4 separate regions of the Mus musculus genome follow, and regions 2, 3 and 4 are each linked to region 1. A link is a loop called in an ENCODE intact Hi-C map of the cell type or tissue named here. Cell type or tissue: left cerebral cortex. All regions are shown on one strand. Region 1 holds the start of Naf1 (nuclear assembly factor 1 ribonucleoprotein). Region 2 has its middle 81 kb from the start of Npy1r. Region 3 has its middle 59 kb from the start of Npy1r. Region 4 holds the start of Tma16 (translation machinery associated 16).

What was found. A loop is a pair of places that touch in the nucleus more often than their neighbours do. Peaks named below come from ENCODE experiments on the same cell type or tissue, not always from the same donor. Only the 100,000 strongest peaks of a DNase experiment are listed, where the experiment ranks them.
Region 2: a loop joins it to region 1, with 2.0 times the contacts of the local background. A loop is called at or near these places in 2 of 42 quality-filtered maps.
Region 3: it touches region 1 in a loop (2.6-fold over the local background); 2 of 42 quality-filtered maps call a loop at or near these places.
Region 4: it touches region 1 in a loop (9-fold over the local background); 10 of 42 quality-filtered maps call a loop at or near these places.

Annotation. Positions count from the first base shown.
Region 1 is chr8:66,857,573-66,862,572 of GRCm38, reverse strand. Naf1 (nuclear assembly factor 1 ribonucleoprotein) reads right to left here and starts at 2,356. Exons shown (of 8, transcript NM_001163564.1): 1 at 1,527-2,356. The coding sequence starts at 2,206. In left cerebral cortex, no CTCF peak of the experiment used is centred here; DNase peaks (open chromatin) are centred at 256, 757, 1,354 and 2,384; H3K4me3 peaks cover 2,605 bases; H3K27ac peaks cover 1,477 bases.
Region 2 is chr8:66,775,442-66,780,441 of GRCm38, reverse strand. No RefSeq gene overlaps it. Among named protein-coding and RNA genes, the nearest start is that of Npy1r, 81 kb to the right of the region's middle. In left cerebral cortex, no CTCF peak of the experiment used is centred here; DNase peaks (open chromatin) are centred at 575 and 3,017.
Region 3 is chr8:66,754,238-66,759,237 of GRCm38, reverse strand. No RefSeq gene overlaps it. Among named protein-coding and RNA genes, the nearest start is that of Npy1r, 59 kb to the right of the region's middle. In left cerebral cortex, no CTCF peak of the experiment used is centred here; DNase peaks (open chromatin) are centred at 1,198, 2,387 and 2,929; H3K27ac peaks cover 1,525 bases.
Region 4 is chr8:66,484,009-66,489,008 of GRCm38, reverse strand. Tma16 (translation machinery associated 16) reads left to right here and starts at 2,479. Exons shown (of 7, transcript NM_025465.3): 1 at 2,479-2,597; 2 at 4,839-4,951. The coding sequence starts at 2,595. In left cerebral cortex, no CTCF peak of the experiment used is centred here; a DNase peak (open chromatin) is centred at 2,434; H3K4me3 peaks cover 1,635 bases; H3K27ac peaks cover 839 bases.

The sequences.
Region 1 (5,000 bases):
AATTGCTACTGGAGGCTGCCCACAACTTCTTAAAAACTAGTTTGGGCTACCGCTGTGTAACTATTTCCTCCCAACTGAAGCCCTGGCTCCTAGAGGGAGGAGAAGGGCCTAGAAGAATCAGGAAACTAGTGAAACTCACAAGGCCCTAACCTGAAGTTCTAAAAGCAGTAAACTGCTGGGCAGACTGCTGGTAGAGCTGCCACCACAGCAAGGAGCTCCACTGATACTACTTTTCTGTCACCCAAGCTACGTGGGCTTGCCCATGATACAGCTACCTTTGAGTCACCCATGCTCTTGAATAGAAGCACAATATGTGCATTGCTCATGGAGCTAGGCTTGGGTGCACAAACTGGAATGAAGAGATGTCTGTTCACATCTCCCCAGAAAAAGTCACACAGCGATTATCAAACACTTGAAATGAATGGTTCTATTAACAAAACATTATCTACCTAGCACACAGGTAGTATCCTCTGCCACACGGGTCACAAGTCAATTCCCAATACTACTGACTGTATCCCATGCTTCCTTTCCAACTCTGGCTCCTGATCGACCCCCTGTATCTGTTCCCCAATAGTGCAGGCTCTGCTTACAAGATGACTACCATCTTAGAACTGCCAAAAAACCAAGCTGTTCATAATTGGCTTAGCTCCCTCCACCAATCTCTTCACACCTTCTCCTTTTTGTAGAAACCATTCTCCCTTGCCTCTCTCAGTGGTTTCCTAAAAGTGTTCCATCTCCCGAAACCCCCTCACCCCATGCTTACTCAAACATTTGTAGTTTGATAGCCTTCTATGTTCTGGGCCTTCTTCCACAAATGAACAACACACAGAGGAAATGTCTGTGTAAAGCACAGAGCCCCAAATACCAAGAAACTGGTTTGCAAATTTCATAGAACCCAGCTCCCTATGAAGAGTCTACAGAATACCATTAACTGTCAAGAAGCAACTTGTAGAGAACAGTAGTGGATGGTTGTACAACCCTGCACTTGGGAGGGTGGAGACAGGAGGACCAAGGAGTTCAACGTCAGCCTCCCAGGCTACAGACCAGTCTGGGCTACACCAGATCCTCGCTGGAAAGGGGGGCAATGAAGTTTGAAACATAAGGTAATCCTGTTCCTGACCCTTAACTCCTGAGGTCTCAAAAAAGTAGTCTCGACGAAAAACGTAGCAATTCTGAACTGAAACAAGAGTCAGAATTTCTAACCCCAATGCACATGTTAAACTGAGTTCCTATGGTAATAACATAGCAGAGTAATTTTACAAATAATCTACCAACGTCGAGGCTTCTACACTGCAAACATGTGACTAACTTCACGTGTAACTTTGGGGACTATCACGTTTGGAAAGGAAGCGGGAACTCCTAGAAGTAGCTGGGACCATGGGAAGCACTCCGGCGAGCCCGGGGTCCCAGCTCCCAGAGAGCACGTGGCACGGAGCTCGGCTGCGCCGCCCCGCAGAGCACGCCCGCGCGCCCCGCTCCCCAGGCCCCGTGTCCCCGGCCCCCCTCCGGCCTCTCGTGCACTCGACCTGTCCGAATCCGAGTCCGAGGAGTCCGAGGCCTGCAGCACTGGCGGCGGCTCCGCGGCGTTCCGGCCGGTGACCCAGGCCCCGCCCGGCGGCGGTGGTCTTCCGCCCGCATCCCAGTTCAGGGCTGGCAGCGGCGGAGTCGGTCTTCCGCCGGGATCCGAGTTCGGGGCTGGCGGCGGTGGTGGTCTTCCGCCCGCATCCCAGTTCGGGGCTGGCGGCGGCGGTGGTCTTCCGCCGGGATCCGAGCTCGGGGCTGGCGGCGGCGGTGGTCTTCCGCCGGGATCCGAGTTCGGGGCTGGCAGCGGCGGTGGTCTTCCGCCGGGATCCGAGCTCGGGGCTGGCAGCGGCGGTGGTCTTCCGCCGGGATCCGAGTTCGGGGCTGGCAGCGGCGGTGGTCTTCCGCCGGGATCCGAGCTCGGGGCTGGCAGCGGCGGTGGTCTTCCGCCGGGATCCGAGTTCGGGGCTGGCAGCGGCGGTGGTCTTCCGCCGGGATCCGAGCTCGGGGCTGGCAGCGGCGGTGGTCTTCCGCCGGGATCCGAGCTCGGGGCTGGCGGCGGCGGCTGCACCCCCGGCGGCGGGGCCTCCCGGCGATCCTCAGGTGGCTGCGGTGCTGCCGACCCCTGGCCGGAGCCGCCGAACTTGAGCGTCTGCAGCTGCGCGGCGGCCTCCACCACCTCCATGGCGCCGCCCGGGCCGCAGAGCAGCGCGAGGGTCTCCTCAGAAGCCAAGCTAGCCAACTCGGCCACGCTGAAGCCCGCGCGTTTCTCAGGTAACCGCACGCGGACCGACCTGAGGACACGCCCCCGGCATCATTCACGGGACTTCCGGGAGGGCCGGTGACGTCATGAACGAGACGCCGGTTCCCAGGGGCTGAAGGATTCCAACTATGGAGGAAACTTGGCTTCCGCGCGGTCCTAAGTCCGCCAAGTTCACTGCTTCTGGTGAACTGTGCTGCTCACTAAAGCGAGGGCTTCCAGGCGTGGTGGGAATGAATGAGGATTATAGTACTAGTTTCTGTACTTGAGAATCTTGAGTCAGAACGTCTTCAAAAGACGCTTTTAGTAATTTATCTTGAAAGTTAAATGAAAATAAAACCACATTTACATTCTCACCGTGAGAGAAAAAACAATACTTTTCTTTCTCCAGTATATTGAAAAGACAAGAGTTGTAAAGGATTTTACTGATAATGTTATGGCAGGGCTATATCATAGTTGATGCTGCTTCATAGGAAGTGTGGGGTGACTCTAAAATGTAGCATTTTAATCTGGAGATCTTTTCGTCAGATTGTAAGGCACTCAAGCACCAAGTTCTTAAGACTTGGGGAGTTATCGCCAGGTGTTGGTGCATGCTTTTATTCCCAGCACTCAGGAGGCAGAGGTAGGTGGATCTCTGTGATTTTGATGCCAGCCTGGTCTACTGAGCTAGTTCCAGGACAGGCCAAGACTACAAAAGAAGATTTAGGAAAAGATCAAACTTTTCTGGTTTTCTGGGTCTTCAATTTGATGCATCAATGTCTCACCTAATAATATTGCAACAACTTAGTAGGCATACATATTCATGAAGGACTATGTAAAATTTTATATGTTATTTACTGACAATTGATTGTAGGAGCTCCATAGAAGACTCTCAGTTAAAGTAAAAGAAGAAGCAATCCAGGCATTCCTGCACATTACAATGCTTACAATCCAATGTGAGTTTTAAAAGCAAAGGTGAATCCTTGGCAGAGAATTGAAGTATAGAATAGACTGTTCAAAGGCACAACAATGGAAAGTTAAAATTGGTGGGCTGTGTCCTGGAAACCCTTCCAGATGAAATAGAAATCCAAGACGGTAGGTACTAAGGCAATATTTCCCAAGTAAATACTCATATCCTAAAACCCCAATTCTATCATTTTTCTTGAAATATGCAACCGGGTGTAACTAAATCTTACTTACCTGTAGAATACAGACAAAAATACTATCTCATTTAGTTTATAGAACATTAAATAAGATGGTATAGAGAAGCAAGACTTGTCTAGCATGCATTCATTGTACAGATACCCCTGCAAAGTGAACCAAAGCATGGATTTATGAATAATATGTATCATTGATAATGACTGATATGTAGAGATACACAGCTGAATTTTAGAAGAGACAACATGTTATTTAGAATATTTCTGTGGGCAGCAAAATGTTATATTTTTTTCAGAAATTAGATGATTGCAGTCTAAACTAGGGGTTAAGTCAATGAGGTAGAATAAATGACAATTCAAAATCTTAAGACCTTAACAAGGTACTAGAAAATTTGTGACCTAGGAAAGAACAAAGAAGTTGATGTTATCTATTGTACTTGCTGGTTTTGTGTCAACTTGACACAAGCTGGAGTTATCTCAGAGAAAGGAGGAAATGCCTTCATGGGATCCAGTTTTAAGGCATTTTCTCAATTAGTGATACAGGGGGGAGGACACCTCGTAGGTGGTGCCATGCCTGGGCTGGTAGTAATCTTAGGTTCTATAAGAAAGCAAGCTGAGCAAGCCAGGGGAAGCAAGCCAGTAACTAACATCCCTCCATGGCCTCTGCATCAGCTCCTGCTTCCTGACCTGCTTGAGTTCCAGTCCTGACTTCCTTTAGTGATGAACAGCAGTATGGAAGTGTAAGCTGAGTACATTCTTTCCTCCCCAACTTGCTTCCTGGTCATGATGTTTGTGCAGGAATAGAAACCCTGATTAAGACACCTGTAAAACTGGAGAAGTTGAAAAAATGCTAATGACTGTTTAAAATTGACTCAGAAAAAAACATCGTAGTCAATTGAAAATGCTAAAGGAAATTTAAAGATACAAGACAAGCAATCAATAAAGAGTTAGGATCAGAAGCAGAGCTCAAGGAGAATTCCAGAACTCATCTGCTCATTCCAAAATTGTTTACTTAGCATTGTTTTGAGCTATGCACTGCTGTATAGCTTGCTTGTATAAGAAGACTAATGAATCACAATCCTCCTCAGAAGGAATTCATAGTTCAGTAAAAAAGATAAGTTGGAAAACAAGAGATATTTGTGAAGTAGAAGAAGGTAAGAAACTGCAGTGTGCAGTCTGGGAAGTAACGTAACTATAATACTCTCAGTAGCCATAAACCTGGCTCAAGCATATTTCAAAGGTCCTCGCTACAGACCATTTAGCAGTGTGAGGCTGCTGGCCTCAGAGATTTCCAGAAAACAAGACTTCTCCCACACAGATGCAACTTTTTTGAACCTTAAAACAAAGCTAATCCTTCTAAGGAAAGCTCAGACTTTTCTCAGTGAAGCTGATATTTTGTAACTGCCCCACAACAATAAGAGGGAAAAGGATTATCAAGCTACCATATCTGACTATATCTGTCCCATGGGCTGGGTCACCCATGTCTTTCCTTGCCACTTTGGAGAGTGAAGGTAGGACCTAATAGGTTATTGATGAACTCTACCACTGAGCCACACCCTAGCCTTACACTGTCTGGTTTATAT
Region 2 (5,000 bases), 82 kb after region 1:
TCAGAGTGGAGGTGAATGAGCTAAACTGTACAGCCAAGCACAGGAGGAGTCGATGATTCATGAGCTGACATAGGTATTAAGAGGTCTCTTGTGGAGGCTGAAGAAGCTAGGGCATTCGGGTTATACAGAGATGAAGCAAAAATAAACAAGATACAAAACAATACCTGAAGTTGCTTGATCAGAATACCTCCAGCTTCCAGGAGAAACTTGTTCCTGAATATTCTATGCTGCTGCCATAGGGTTATTTTAAAATGTCAAGTAAAACCATGTAAAATATTTTTGAGCAAAGATGCGTTAATTAAGGACATCCATAATCATCAATATTTAAGTTTCTCTTTGGTGGAGGAAGAAAGAAAGGAAAAGAATGAATAGGGTGGGGAAAGACACACAGAGAGACAGACAAAGAGACAAAGGTAGACAGAAAGAGTCAGAGAGAGACTAATGAAGACTATTCTAGACTGAATAGACACAAAAATATCTTTATTAAGTAGTTTCAAACCCACTGAAACTGATGTCTTGATCATGATATTTGTCAAGTTAATGTCTTAAGACTCATCTGTGAAAGATAGCAAAGTGGTTATGCAAATTTATGCATAAAAATAAAACTCCCATATGTGCTTAGAGGGAGAGATTTCTAGCCAAAATGCTAATGATACTACACAATGCTTAACATTTGTGCCGATTTTAATTCAAATCTCATAGCAAATATATTATCTGCTATACAAGTGTAGGCAGCATCATTTTCCTATATTATAAATTTCAAAAGTGACTACATTTTAATCAAATGAAAATATATGTATAGTAATGAAATCTTGAAAGGGGAAACAACAAAATGTACCCAAATAAAGTTTTTTAGAAACTTCCAAGTTCTAAAAAAATCAGATTCAATGACCTAGTTGAATTAAACACATGATCAAAGCTGCATGCAAATTTTGACATTATGAAAATTTTAAACATCTATTCCACAACCATTAAGCGTTTACTACATCAGCTATAAAAGTAGTTGTTTTAAAATACTGAGTATTCAAGTATATGAAAAAAATGGCTACTTCTCTAAGGAATGCACTAACTGTATTAATCACCTTCATGTCACTATAACGAAATACCTGAGGCAATAAACTTATGAATCAAAGGTTTGTTTTAGCTCATGGTTCTAGAGGTTTTAGTCTAATCTGAGGTTATCACTGGGTTACTGGGGAGGGTTAACACATCATGTTAGGAGCATGAGTAGAGCAAACCTCCTAAACCATGACCTAAGAAGCAATGAGAAGGGAAGAGGAGTGGGTTATCACAATCTGTCTTAAGGGTATACCCTCAAGGTATGACCCAATGATATCCCAGAAGCCCTCACTTCCTCAGTCTATTAACCTCCCAGTAGCTTCACTCTAGGGCCTACAACTTTCATATGCAGGCATGGTAGGGAGCATTCTTCTAAAACTGTGGTACTGAGTAAAGGAGAGGATGAACATGGTTCTAAGACAGACCAGATGTTCTATGCTAAAGAGCTCTGGAGGGTCTGCCATGGGAACAGATGGAGGAATAAGTGTCTGAGGTTAGCACTGCTAAGGGCAATTGAGCCAGATTTTGGACTAATATAGGATTTCTCAGATTTACTTTGGAACAAGGAACATTGAAAAGAATAGTGGAAGGTTCAGAATGTAATATTTAAAGGCTAGTACATGTAGCTCAGGTGGGAGAGTATTTGTCTAGCAAGGTGGTGCCTGAGTTCAATACCAAGCAGTACATAAAATCAGTATGGTAGTGTTTGCCTGTAATTCACACTTTGGAGTTGGAGACAGGAGGACCAGAAGTTCAGGGTTCGAGTCATCCTTAGCTATATAGTGAGGTCAAGGCTAGCCTGAGAGAGAGAGAGAGAGAGAGAGAGAGAGAGAGAGAGAGAGAGAGAGGGAGAGTGAGAGGGAGAGGGAGAGGGAGAGGGAGAGAGAGAGAGAGAGAGAGAAAGAGAGAGAGAGAGAGACTTTAAAAAGGCAGAATATATCACTCAAAATAAGCAATTTTGGCATTAGAATTGTTTTGAGCTAGAGGAATTTGCGTTTATGAAATTTCTTTGGCTGGAAGCAGAGGCTCCAATATGGAGTTGTCATTTACCTTCTCCCCAGGAGCAGTTTAAACCTCAGAAACAAAATGTTGGCACCATAACCAAATGTACCTGTCATTAGAGTGTCACATCTGCCTCCTTTTCTCCTAACAACCCAATATCTTCCTTAGAACATTTGGTTTCTGAAACTCTCCCTGATGGTTAGATTTCCTAGTGCTGGAAGGTGCTGTTCAGACTGCTCAGGGAGAAAGACATAAGTGGTTTTTACCCAATGGTGGATCCTGCATCCTACAGCTATGACATACAAAATATCTGCACCAGTGCAATAATGTCAAGAGTGCTTATGGGGGTAACCAACCACTCATTTAATTGGATTTGAGGCCTGTTCCACAGGAGGGAATCATCTCTGCCTCCATAAACATAGCCAGAATCCACAGGTAGGGAAGTCAGAGACTAATGGGAAAATCCTATGATGTTTTTTAAATAGTCTTGCTGTCAATCTGCCTTCTAGATATCTAGGTTTGTATCCATAAGTTTGTGCTTCTCTCAGCCTTAGGCAGAGCTTTTGCTGAAGTAAGCAATGGTTAATACAGAGACTTGAAACTCTTCAAATTGCTGAGAGTAGCTGAGTGAGTGCTCCCCATAGGGCCAGGAACCACTCACCAGAGGGTATGGGAAGAATGTGAGAGCCAGAGGATGGTGAGGAGGACCGTGGATTGCTGTCCTCTGAGCTTGGCATGCTGGTGCACACATGAACTCATAGCGACTGTGGTCATCTGCTCAAAATTAAGCCAGTAAAATTCCCGCACGTGGAAAGGATCAGTTGACAGCTGCTGGGGATAGAGAAACACACTTATTTAGGGGGTGGCCACTGGCTGGTTGCCCATGCCGCCGTAGATGAGCCACAGCCATGCACATATGGGCAGCAATAATTGGACTCGGCGAGTTATAAAAAGTATTTGCTTTTTAAATGAACTGACCTTTTCTCTCTCTCCATTTACCATACTAAATTATGTATGTAGACTTCAAATTCCAGCCACCCTTTTGGCTCACTCATGTCTGGCACTGCACACGTTCAAAAACATCTGTTGGTAATCTGTCTTTTGTTCATTGAACTTGCAGCACGCCAATCAATGAGCCTAAGATTTCTCTATGAGGAAACATTTTCCTCTCCCGCTCTGACAAGCAGCGGGTGTATGAAGGGGAGTAAGTAGCACGGCATGGTCAGTCTGAAAGCACAGACTCCGTATCTGCTAAGGACTGCTTCCTTCAGCAACGTAAACACCTAAAGTGTTTGGACATGACTAGCAAGTGATGTTTGATTTCTAAAATCTGTTCTTGTGGATCCCACCTTGTAGGTCTAAGGCAAAAAAACAAGAAGAGCAGCAGTTTGCGGGAATGAGGAGCAATTATTTTAATTTTTACTTGGAATTACAAACTGACAATGCAAAGCTTTGAAACTATTCCTTTAATCCAAACTCTTAACTATTCCTTCCTTCCCTCCCTCCCTCCCTCCCTCCCTCCCTCCCTCCCTCCCTCCCTCCCTCCCTTCCTTCCTTCCTTCCTTCCTTCCCTCCTTCACTCTCCTCCCTCCTTCCCTCCCTCCCTCCTCTCTCCTTCTCTCCTGCTTCCCTCCCTCTCCTCCCTCCCTCCCTCCCTCCCTCCCTTCCTTTTCTTTCATTCTTTTGTTCTTTCTTTCACTCTGGAAAGCCCAGACATAACCCAGTTATTATTATGCTGAAACATACACATTGACTTGGTTGTGTTGGAAAGTCCTGGTAGGTCCACTTAAGACACCTAGCAGGTGATCACAAATAGAAATAGAGACTCTATGAAAGGGTGGAGAGTCAGTGGCTGAAGGATAATGACTTAAGCAGCAGGTGCTTGCTGATAGGCACAAAAGTCTGCATTCCCTCTCTGGCACTATATCAAAAGCTGGGCACAGTGACACATTTGTAATCCCTGTAATGGACAGCTGGAAGCAGGCTGGTCCTTAGATCATCTAATCCTAGGTTGTAGTGCAACCCTGTCTCAAAACTGTAATAATTTGCTTCAGACAAATGACACTCTAAGTTGAGCTCTGACCTCCACAGACAAGCACATGAACTCACAAATGTAAACATGTGCACAGACACATGCAAAATAAATAAATATTTTTTTAAAGAGTAAACTTGAAGAGAAGTTAAATCTATAAATCTAAGATCTCTTTTTTACAGAATCTACTCAGTTAAGAGTAGGTAGATAGGCAAGAATAAGGAAGGCGGACAGAAGATAAATTCTTCAGTGAAAGATAGCCACAGCCAGCAAATGAAAGCAGGGTGTTGATCACTGAGCATCACCTGACCCAGAAAACTCACATTTGAACAAGTTCATTTTTTTATTATTTTTTTTTACTTTCTCCTTTTAAAAGATTTATTTACTCTATATATGTGACTGTTTTGTCTGCATGTATGTTTGTACTACATGTGTGCTATATCCACAGAAGCAGAGAAGGGCATTCAATGTTTTGGAACTGATTCATGGGTGGTTTTCAGCCACCATGTGGATGCTGGTAATCAAATTGGGTGCTCTACAAAAGCAACAAGAGTGGTGCCATCTCTCTAGTCCCTGAGCCAGCTGTTATATTCTTTCTGAAGTTTATTACCCAGGAGTGTTGAGATAAATGATCCCTAATTGGGAGGTGTTTTCTAAAAACATTAAATGCATTTTTCTCATGTAGTTCTCGCAGTTCCATGAGACAGCCACTTTTATGACTCACATGTGACTTACGGATGTGTAAATTGATGGAAAGGAAGTTTGAAATCAGTGAGGAGACTAGCTGGGCTCTGGAATAAAATAATCTGCTCATTCTAAGTACAGATGCTCTTCCTTATCAATGTCTCTGACTTGCTTTTCTCCTGGAATCTATCCCAAAAGACAGGAATCTCTCGTATGTGATGCA
Region 3 (5,000 bases), 100 kb after region 1:
CTGCTTCCTGTATTCTTGGCTTGAAAGACAATAGAAAGAGGTCAGAACAGTCTGCTGCTCTCAGGTAATTCCTCCGCTACAACTAGAAATTCAACTGTGAGCATTGACATTTTGAATTCTTTTCTATTTTTTTTCTTTTTCTTTTTCTTTTTTTGAAATCTTCTGGAGCCCTGGTCCAAACAAACAGGAGTGACTTCTGGATGGAGGAGTATGGCAGAACCCAGAAACTCTGCTGTGGAGGCAGCTGGCTGTCAACAGGATAAACAAGTAGAAAGGGATGCAGGATTTGAGGAGTAGGTTGGTTGCCAGTTGTGTTGGTTAGTTTTTTGTCAATTGAACACAATCTTGAGTTACAGGCTAAGAAGGAACAATTAGAAAGTTGCTTTGATTAGATTGACCTGTGTTCATATCTGTGAGAGACTGTGATTGTCTTGATAAAGGATTGCTGGAGGAGGGCCTTCAGATGGTGGTGACATCATCCTGGCCATGTGGTCCTAGGCTGTAGAAGAAAAATGGCTGGCTATGAGTCATAGAGCAAGCAAACACTGTTCCTCCATTGTTCCTGCTGCTGGGTTCCTGCCTAACTTCCCTCAAAGGTGGATTGTGACCTGGAAGCATAAGATGAAGTCAACCCCTTCCGGCAAGATTGCTATTGTTCATGGTATGTATCATAGCAACAGAAAAGCAAACCAGAAGGCGAAGCAATGAAGAAAAGGATCCGGAAGGATCCTTAGGGCTTCTATGCCAGGTCTGGTTGGCTTAGGCTACTTGTCAATGGCCAGATGCAGTGGTCTGGTCCTTCTCTGGCTTTGTGGGCCAGCCCTGCTCCTTTAGTCTATGCTTTATTACTTTAGGACTCTGGAGAAAGTTTTCAGTAGCCACAAGCAAGCACAGTCTTAATCTCCCTCTTCCTTACATTCCCCAGATCTGAGCTGGCCAGCTCTGTCTCTAAGCTTGTATGGTCAGAAAATAGAACTTGATTCTTAGCCTATGATTCATTAGCTTTTTAGCATCTTATAAGCTTCTGTCAGATGATTTCAATGGTACTTGTTCATGTTAGTCATGGTTGGGTATGTATAATGTTGACCCTGTACTATGACCACCTTGAGGAAAGATCCTGTCGTTCATTCCCTTCCAGCAACAAGTCACCATGAACTGTTCCATCCCTTCCCTCCCTTGAAGCTACCACCTCCCACTGCCTCTAGCTTACCATCTGCCTGCCTTTCTCAGGCCTGCACGTATCATAAGTCACATGCTATACCTCTCAGGTTTAAGGAGAATCTCTGTGTGTGTGTTTCCTCTATTCTCTCCCACTGTTTCCAGTGCTTAACTCAAGTGGTTGGTTCCTAGTGAATACCTCTCAAATAATGGAAAACAGAGGAGCAGAGTATATTATATTAGCATTGTAGGGAATACTGTTTGAAACCAGGGACATTTATTTTGCATTTGCTTTCAGTTTCCTAGTAGAAACAAACAAACAAAACAACAACAAAAAAATGGGTTCCTATTTTTCCCACTATTTGGTGTATGAATATTTATGTGCATGTGCACGCACGTGTGTGTGTGTGTACAATGTTTTAAGTAAGGAAGGATGTGGAGTCCACTCACAGAAGGAGGAACTCAGAAGGTGAGCATCAAACAAGCCCATCACATTTCACTCGCTGTTGTCTCTTATACAATGCTGGCTTAAGGCCTAGTGTGACCGTTTTCTCCGTTCCCCTTTCATCTACCTCCAGATCACTTGTCCTTTTGTCCTCCTGTTTGTCTCCCTCCTCCAGCTTGTGAAATGGATCAATAAAAGAAGCCAGTAAAGATATCACTCTGCTCATAAAAAGCCAAAAGTTAACTGGAACGTGCTGAGTTCTGGATTATTTGGTTAATGTATGGACACAAAGCACATCCTTCTTCAGGTGCCTATGGGAAAGTTCTGATGGAAAGTATTGGGCTACGGGAGCGGGCTGTTTCCTAGAACTGGATCTCTCATTGCCAAAGAAACATGTGGCCATCAAGCTTGTCATGACCTGATGAGCTCAGAGACAATCATCTTCAGTGATTCTATGGTTCTTACATTTCAGATGCGTGATTTATAGCTATTTCTTAGAGCTTTCTTTTTAAACGGTGTGTGTGTGTGAATATGGATGGTGTGTGCATATGGAAACCCAAGAACAACCGTGAGTGTTGTTTCTGAGGAATCCTCTATAGTTTCTTTGAAGCAGTGTTTCTCACTGGACTGTGGCTTGCTGGGTATACTGGTCTGAGTGGCCAGCTAAGCCTCGGAAGCTGCTTATCTCCACATCCTCAGTGCTGGGATTATAAATGTGGGACATCACAGGAGGCTTTTCAATGGGGATTCTGGAGATCCAAATCAGGCTCTCATACTGCAAACAGGAGGCAGTTTACTGAGTCATCTCTCCAGCCACCATTTCATAGAATTTTGCATAAACCACATGGTATGGAAATGTGAATTCAAAAGGAAAGGCATTTGCTGAGAGCTGCACCTATTGTAGAGCTGCAGCTACACAGCTACCTTGTTTTAGGTCGCTTGCCTTCATTTTCCTTATTAGGGAAATAGAAATCAAAATCATACTTCAAAGAGTTGTGTGGAATGGATATGTAAAGATTAACACAGTGTCCAGCACCTAATTAACATGAACTAAGAGATGACTCTTGAATGTGGTATGAAATTAAATACTACTTGAGCCTTGTGCTTGTGAGTCCTGTCTCATATATGTACACATACATGTGTTTCACTTCCTCCATTGCTCTGTTCAGGAGAGACAACCATGTGTACATTTTTCGGAGGAGATAGCTGACACTCATAAATGTAAGTGAATCATTCACCCAAGGTTATCCAGATGGTAAGTGGGAGAGCTGGGATGTGAGCCCACGCAATGGGCTCAAGAACCCATATTCACAAGCACTGTTCTTTATATAAAAACCATGGTAAAGGTTTAGAAACAAGAGACACTTGAAAATCATCCAGGACCACCTATCATTTATAGATGTGGAATGTGGAGGGTTCCACACACTGGGTCAGAGCCACTGTGAATGACAAGGAATAAGAAACATCTAGTGGTGTCATGTGTGCATTTATAGCCTCTTGAAGAAGAGAAGCATCCCCAGGTGCCACAAACAGTCCTTAGAGGGCCTAAACATTTCAAGGAGAATAAACACAAGAACATTTGCTTTAAGGAAAAGTTTCAATGTGGTTTAAACAGTTGAATAAATGTGTGATGTGGATTAAACCCGGCCTGCAAGAATTCTGCTTCATCCACTGCATTGGAATGAGACTAAATGAAGCAGAAAAAACAAGAGAAGATGAGACATGCTGTTGAATCCAGTTTCAATTGTTCACCATGCACCAAATAACGGAAAGTATGGCTGCTGGAATTTCATTGCCAACCCAATCCATCACAAAAACAAGCGAGAAAGGAGGAAAACATTTCAGTTCTGACGTCTCTTTTCTGTCCAGTTTGTTTTTTGTGATAGAGCCTCTAACTGGCTTTGAACTTGCCAAGGGAGCTAAGTTGGCAGGCTTCTACCCCAGGCTTTGTCCCCTCCTCTTTAAGTGCTAGGCTTATAACTCCACTCCACTGCATACGTGTGTGTGTGTGTGTGTGTGTGTGTGTGTGTGTGTGTGTGTGTGTGTGTGTGTGTGTGTGTTCTGGGCATCCAATTCTTGTTCAGTGAGCATTTTAGCAACTGAGTCATGTCCCTACATGGCATTGTTTTAGTAAACTACAGTTTATGGATATTCAAACTCCAAAGGCAAGGTTTGCCACCAACTGTAACTCTGATTCAGATGTGCTGCCACAAGACAGTGGCACTAGTTTGTGGCTTTAGGGAGAGTTGCACAATTTGAGGTATTATGTCCAAGTCTCTTACTAATCACTGTCTTCCAACTGGACAATACAACATTGCCTGGGTCACTATTAGAGTGGCATAAAACTATTAGAGTTCTATAATTTTTTGATTACCACCAGAAGGAGAGGAATTCCCTTCTCTTGACTCCTCTTGGTGAGGTTGAGGATGGGTTCAGGAAGGACCTGACACCTCCTTCTGGCCTGCTTCGATACCTACACGTACATAGTGTCCTTGCACACACCCAAACACACATACACTTTAAATGAATAAATAAATGTTTAAAAAAAATAAAAGATTGCTCAGAGGCCAGCAGATCTATGTGACTTTGAAGCTTGCTTGGTCTATGTAGTGAACTTCAAGGCCAACCAGAGCTGTAAAATACTGAGAGTGTGTCTCAAATAAACAAAACAAACGTAAGAAATTTAAAAGATAATTCAAAATTTCATCCAGTTTTTTCATGCAGCAGTAAGTCACAATGTGATTGTGATTGTGTTTTTTTTTCAGATATGGTTGGGTTTTTTTGTTTATTTGTTTGTTTTTTGTTTGTTTGTTTTTTGTGTTTTGTTTTTTCAAGACAGGGTTTTTCTGTATAGCCCTGGCTGTCCTGGAACTCACTCTGTAGACCAGGCTGGACTGGAACTCAGAAATCTGCCTGCCTCTGCCTCCCAAGTGCTGGGATTAAAGGCATGTGCCACCACCGTCAGACTCAGATATGTTTTTTTCTACATGACAGACTACACACACATACATACATAAATACACACACATGCACACACACACATTTATACACCATTTTGTAAATGGATTTTAATAAACTCTATTGGTTATTAATAAGACCAGCCAGCCCCCAATAATTGAGGCAGAGTCCTGTGGACTTTTTAAATTGACTTTGGAACAATTACTGGGTGATTTTTCAATATGGTAGACTGTTATTTTCCCAGCTGTGTTCTCCAAGTACTTGCTGCATGAATCTCACCCTGGTTAATTTTGCTCTATTAGCCTGACCTCAGGGTCTACTTCTCCTGACCATGTTCTCATGATCCACATCTTCTCATGGTGGTCTTCCCACCTTCCCTTCTCCTCTGAAAAATGAAAGTACCTCCTGCCACCTGGATATCACTCCCCAACACACACAC
Region 4 (5,000 bases), 370 kb after region 1:
GGGAAGTCTTCATGGGGTCAGAAACAGAGGAGAAGGGGAAGAGAAAGAAAGAGTATGTGCATGCAGGGAGAAAGAAGATGATGAGGGGAAGGGGCAGGGAGAGAGGAGACAGTGGGTGGGAGAAATTAAAATGTCTGGATTATATAGGGAAGAACTTCTGGAGGAAGAACAGCCTAGCCCCTGGGCTGGAAATTTCAGGGTAGAGAGTGAGGTGTGTCAGCCATACCCTGAAATGGTAGGGACTGAGGAATTCTGGGAGAACGCTGAAGGCCAGGTCTGCTTTGTTATGTTAAATAGTCACCTTGGCTGCAAATCCTCAGTTTAAAATCCAGCGATCTTATTTCTGTCTTTTAGTTTATTTGTATAGCGTATTATATTCATCAATTTGCCTAATTGGTTAGGTGTATGATAATGTATTTTTGAAAATACTATATATTTTGAATACATTTAAATTATGTAATGTATTTTAATTGTGTTTGGTTTGCAATTATTTTGTTCACAATTTTTTTGCAGCTTTGTTCATCAGGAAAATTAGTCTGTAACTGCTATGTCTTTATCTGAGCTTATTCAAGATAATACTGCTTTCATAGAATAAACTAGGTACTCCTTCATTTTCTACTTTGAGAAATGATTTAAGAAGTGTTAGTATCAGGACTTTCTTAAAATTTTGGGCAGGACAGTGGTGGTGCACGCCTTTAATCCCAGCACTTGAGAGGCAGAGGTAGGAGGATCTCTGAGTTCAAGGCCAGCCTGGTCTACAAAGTGAGTTCCAGGACAGCCAGGGCTACACAGAGAAACCCTGTCTCAGAAAAAAAAAAAAAAAAAAAAAAAAAGTTTGGTAGAATTCAGCCATGAGTCCATCTGATTCTAGACATTTCTTTGGATGAGACTTTTAATTATTGCTTTTAATCTTATTACATATAATGAACACATTTACTGTATTATATTTTCAGGGATCTTGGTGTGTCATACATGTTTAGAAATACATCAAATACTTTGATGTTTATCAGCATTTTGAAATAAAATTTTCCAAGTATTCTATAGATTATCTGAATTTCACTGGAGTCTGTTGTTACAATTCCTGCTTTCACCTTTACTTTTATTAATTTGGGATTTCTTTTGCTAGTTTGGCTAGGGGTTTAATCAGTCTTGTTATTGATGTGTTTATAAAAAGATAAAGGGGGGATATATTCTGTGGAGGTGTAGTCAGGCATGGGGAAGGGGATGCCTCCGTGGGCCCACAGCCCTTCCCCCTGAGGGACCACGCCAGGTAACTGGGGGGGCAGAACCTACCTGGCTGTTGCCAGATAACTGTGTTGTGGAGCTTAGACAAAATACTAACAGTTGTCCTTTAACAAAAACGATTGCTTTAGCTATTCCTATGTATTGAGGGTTTTTTTGGTCTCTATTTCATTAGGTCCCGCTTTAATAGTGATCGATTGATGAATTTATTTATTTATCCAGTGATTGGGTTTGGGAGTGACTTCTTATTTCTAGAACCTTAAGATGAATTATTACTTCACTTGGAAACTCTCATTTTGCTTTATTGTAAATACTCACTTTCCTGTTAGGATGCTTTAGCTAGCTCGTAGAGTGCCTATGATTTTCATTTGTTTCTAAGAATTTTCTCCTTGATTTCTTCAGTGACCCACTGTACATTTAAAATTGTACCATTACGTGTCCAAGTATTTGTTTTAAGTCCTGTAGTTTCTCTTGCTGTTGGATTCTAGTTTTATTTCAGAGTTGTCTGATAGGGTCCAAGGAATCCATTCATTGTCATCCTCTTCCTCGCCCCCCCTTTCTCCCATATCCCTCTCCTAACACTCCCCCATACATCTCCTCTTCTCCCATCCCTTCTCCTCCTGATCCTTCATCTCCTCCCCTTTTTTGTGTATGTTAAATCCACTTAGTCTATGGTAATAATTTATATTATAATAGTATTTGAAATACTAACTTCTTTATGTCCCACTACAGATAGAAATTATACAAAAAAGAAAGTAGGGAAACTGTCAAAGTACCTTCAATGCGTAGCATGTACTAGGCATTTGATTAATAATTACTACGTAAGACTTTCTATCAAATTTTACCATGCTGTTCAAAAACGGAATAACAAGGCCGGAGAGACAGGCTTTAGATATAGAAAGAAAATGGTAGAGAAAATCAAAGGAAAAGTGAAGGCTGAATTTACACCATTCTGGGAGATGGGCACCTCTAGGTGAGGTAATGCTATCTCCTAACAAGTTGCTCGCCCATGGAGAGCTGCCTTCTGGCCGATACTCAAGGCCGGCCTTTCAGTCAGAAACAGAAGACAGACAGACTTCTGTTCTCTGAGCTCGACTCTCTCTCTCTCTCTACTCTCCCCGCCTTTGTGTGGCTCCCGGGCTGTAAAACAAGGCGGGCGGAAAAACATTACGTCTCAGTTTCTAGGGACGCTTTAGAGAAAGCACCAGCTCCTCCCCTTCCTGTCCGCCCCTATTTGTTTCCCCCGGGGCCCACGTGTGTTAGGGAAGAAGCGGACTTGAGAGCGGCTGCGCTGCCCTCTGTGAAATTGTCGCATCGGGACATCGCCCGGCCTCGGTGGCCAAGACATCGCCATGGTGAGCGGCCCCTTAGGTTCTCCGGGAGGCTCTGGTCGGGCGGCCGGGGAGTACAAGCTCGGACCCGGGAGAAGCCGGGACTCGGAGTGGCTGCGTGGGGCGGTGGTGGGCCCCCGGTGCTGCCCCAGGATCGGAGTGCTCCAGCGCGTTCTCAACTCGCTCTGGGTGGCGTTGTCCACGTCTCCCGGTTTCTCATTTTCCTGAGGGCCTTAACTAATACCGCTTTGTGGATCCACCCACCTCTGCCCTGGGGCAAGTGCAGGTCTCCCCTGCCCAGGGTCACAGCCACCCACGAGGTGCATCGGCCCGCAGCCCTTCTGTTCTGACTTTAGTCCTGCCTCTACAACTCCCATTCCTACCGGGCAACAATGCTGTTTTGTTTGCATTTTAAGACAGTAGTTAAGAGTGTTATAAACGGTTTATGTATAGCGATATAAAGAGCTCATTCACAGTATCCGAATTTATGTTTTTTTTTTTTTTCTTTCGAGACAGGGTTTCTCTGTATAGCCCTGGCTGTCCTGGAACTCACTTTGTAGACCAGGCTGGCCTCAAAGTCAGAAATCCGCCTGCCTCTGCCTCCCAAGTGCTGGGAATAAAGGGGTGCGCCACCACCGCCTGGCCGAATTTATGTTTATAACTGATTTTATGTACGTGTGGATATCGGAGAACAATTTGTGAGAATCTGTTTTCGCCATGTGTATGTTTGATGTTTAATCTCGTTTCTCATTTGCCCCACTATCCTCCATGTGTGTGTTCTTACGGCTTTAAGATTATTATTTTTTTATTCATAGCCAACCTCAGATGGGTTTCAGACTTAGACGTGCCTTCTCTCATCAGATTAATGAAAAAATGACCAATGTCTAAGAGAATTGTGTGAATGAGGAATTGATGAACATTTTAATTATTTGGAGAGTTTTTTTGAGATTATTTCGAGCTTTGTCTTAGCAAAGGAAAAGGGAAGGAAAGAATTACAGACAGAGATAACAAGTGTAGTCTCAAGTTGCAGTGTGGTTTATTCTGGAATAGTGATCTTCAGTAAGAATGGGGAGAAGGAGCTGTGTGAAGGAAATGCTGGAGAAGAAAGTTGGAAGAGATGGCTTTCTGTGCTAAAGCTTAGAACCAAGCTGATCTCTTTCAATAGGGAAAGAAACTCTATACTGGATTAACACTGTAGACAGATTTTTTCGACTTCTTTGTAAAGGGGTCTAACAATAGAGCAACCTAGGCCTGATTGTATGGGTTGAATAAAGGTAACTGACAGGTTTGAAAAAGCTTCAAGAGCTATTTGGCCTTTAGAGGAGTGACTATTGAAGAGGAATATTAGGGACCACCTGTTCCCTAATAGTCTTTTTTTTTCTCAGAGATTAAAAATTATATATATTCATCTATTTTATGTAACAGTAGGTTTTGGTCAGTAGAACTTGGGCAAAGGGTGTAGGACAACTTTCCTGAGGTTTCTTTTCCACTCAGGGCTAGAGTGGAGGGCAGGTTTTAAGCCCTTGCAGACTGTCTGGGAGATTATGGGCTAACGGGGTAGGGGGCGCCTGCCTCCTTAAGTGAACCAGAAGAGACTAAAACTATTTAGGTTAAGCCATTTTTATTTTTGGTTTCTCTTATAGAAAGTCAATTCTGACTCTTTAAATAATATAGATGGGCCAAAATACAGGATTGCATAGCAAAAAACAAAACAAAAACAAAAAACCAAAAAGAAACCCCTTAAATATAATGCCTTTGAGGAATGGATTCTGAAAGCTTTAACTGGTAAGGCTCGGGTGGGGAAGTGGTTTGTTTGCTTCTAGGTGTGCTGATTTTGAAGTGGCCTTTATAGTTTATGGGGTGTTGGTTGGAACCAGCTGAGTTTGGTCAACTTGGACTTTGCATGTGCCTTTGCCCCACTCTCTTTTCATGGGCCACAGTGAAATACCTGTTACACTTCTGCTCTCTGTAACATTAGAGACATCCTTAACTGTAGCCAGCATTCCCAGCCACGAGTCTTCTCCCTCTGTTGTCAGAACTACTTTAAGCTGGCATGGCTGAGTCACTGAGCGGTGTTGACTCTATTGGTTTCTGTTGGTCTACTGCCTTTGGAGATTGTGGAATAGATCATTTCTGTTATGATCATGGGGAAACAAAAGACCATTGGAGTTAGTAAAATGTTTGGCCTGTGGCCTGATTCCTATTGTGACATCTCTGTAACTATAGTTGCTTAACATAACTGACAATATGTATCCTGTCTTTTAGCCTAAAGGACTAAAAGGAAAAATGGTAGGACGAGAAAAAAAAGTCATCCATCCGTACAGTAGAAAAGCAGCTCAGATTACAAGAGAGTCTCACAAACAAGACAAGAAGGAAAGGTGAGTGTCAGTCTCGCTAGTGTCCTGCACTGGGGAAAGCGCCTTTATG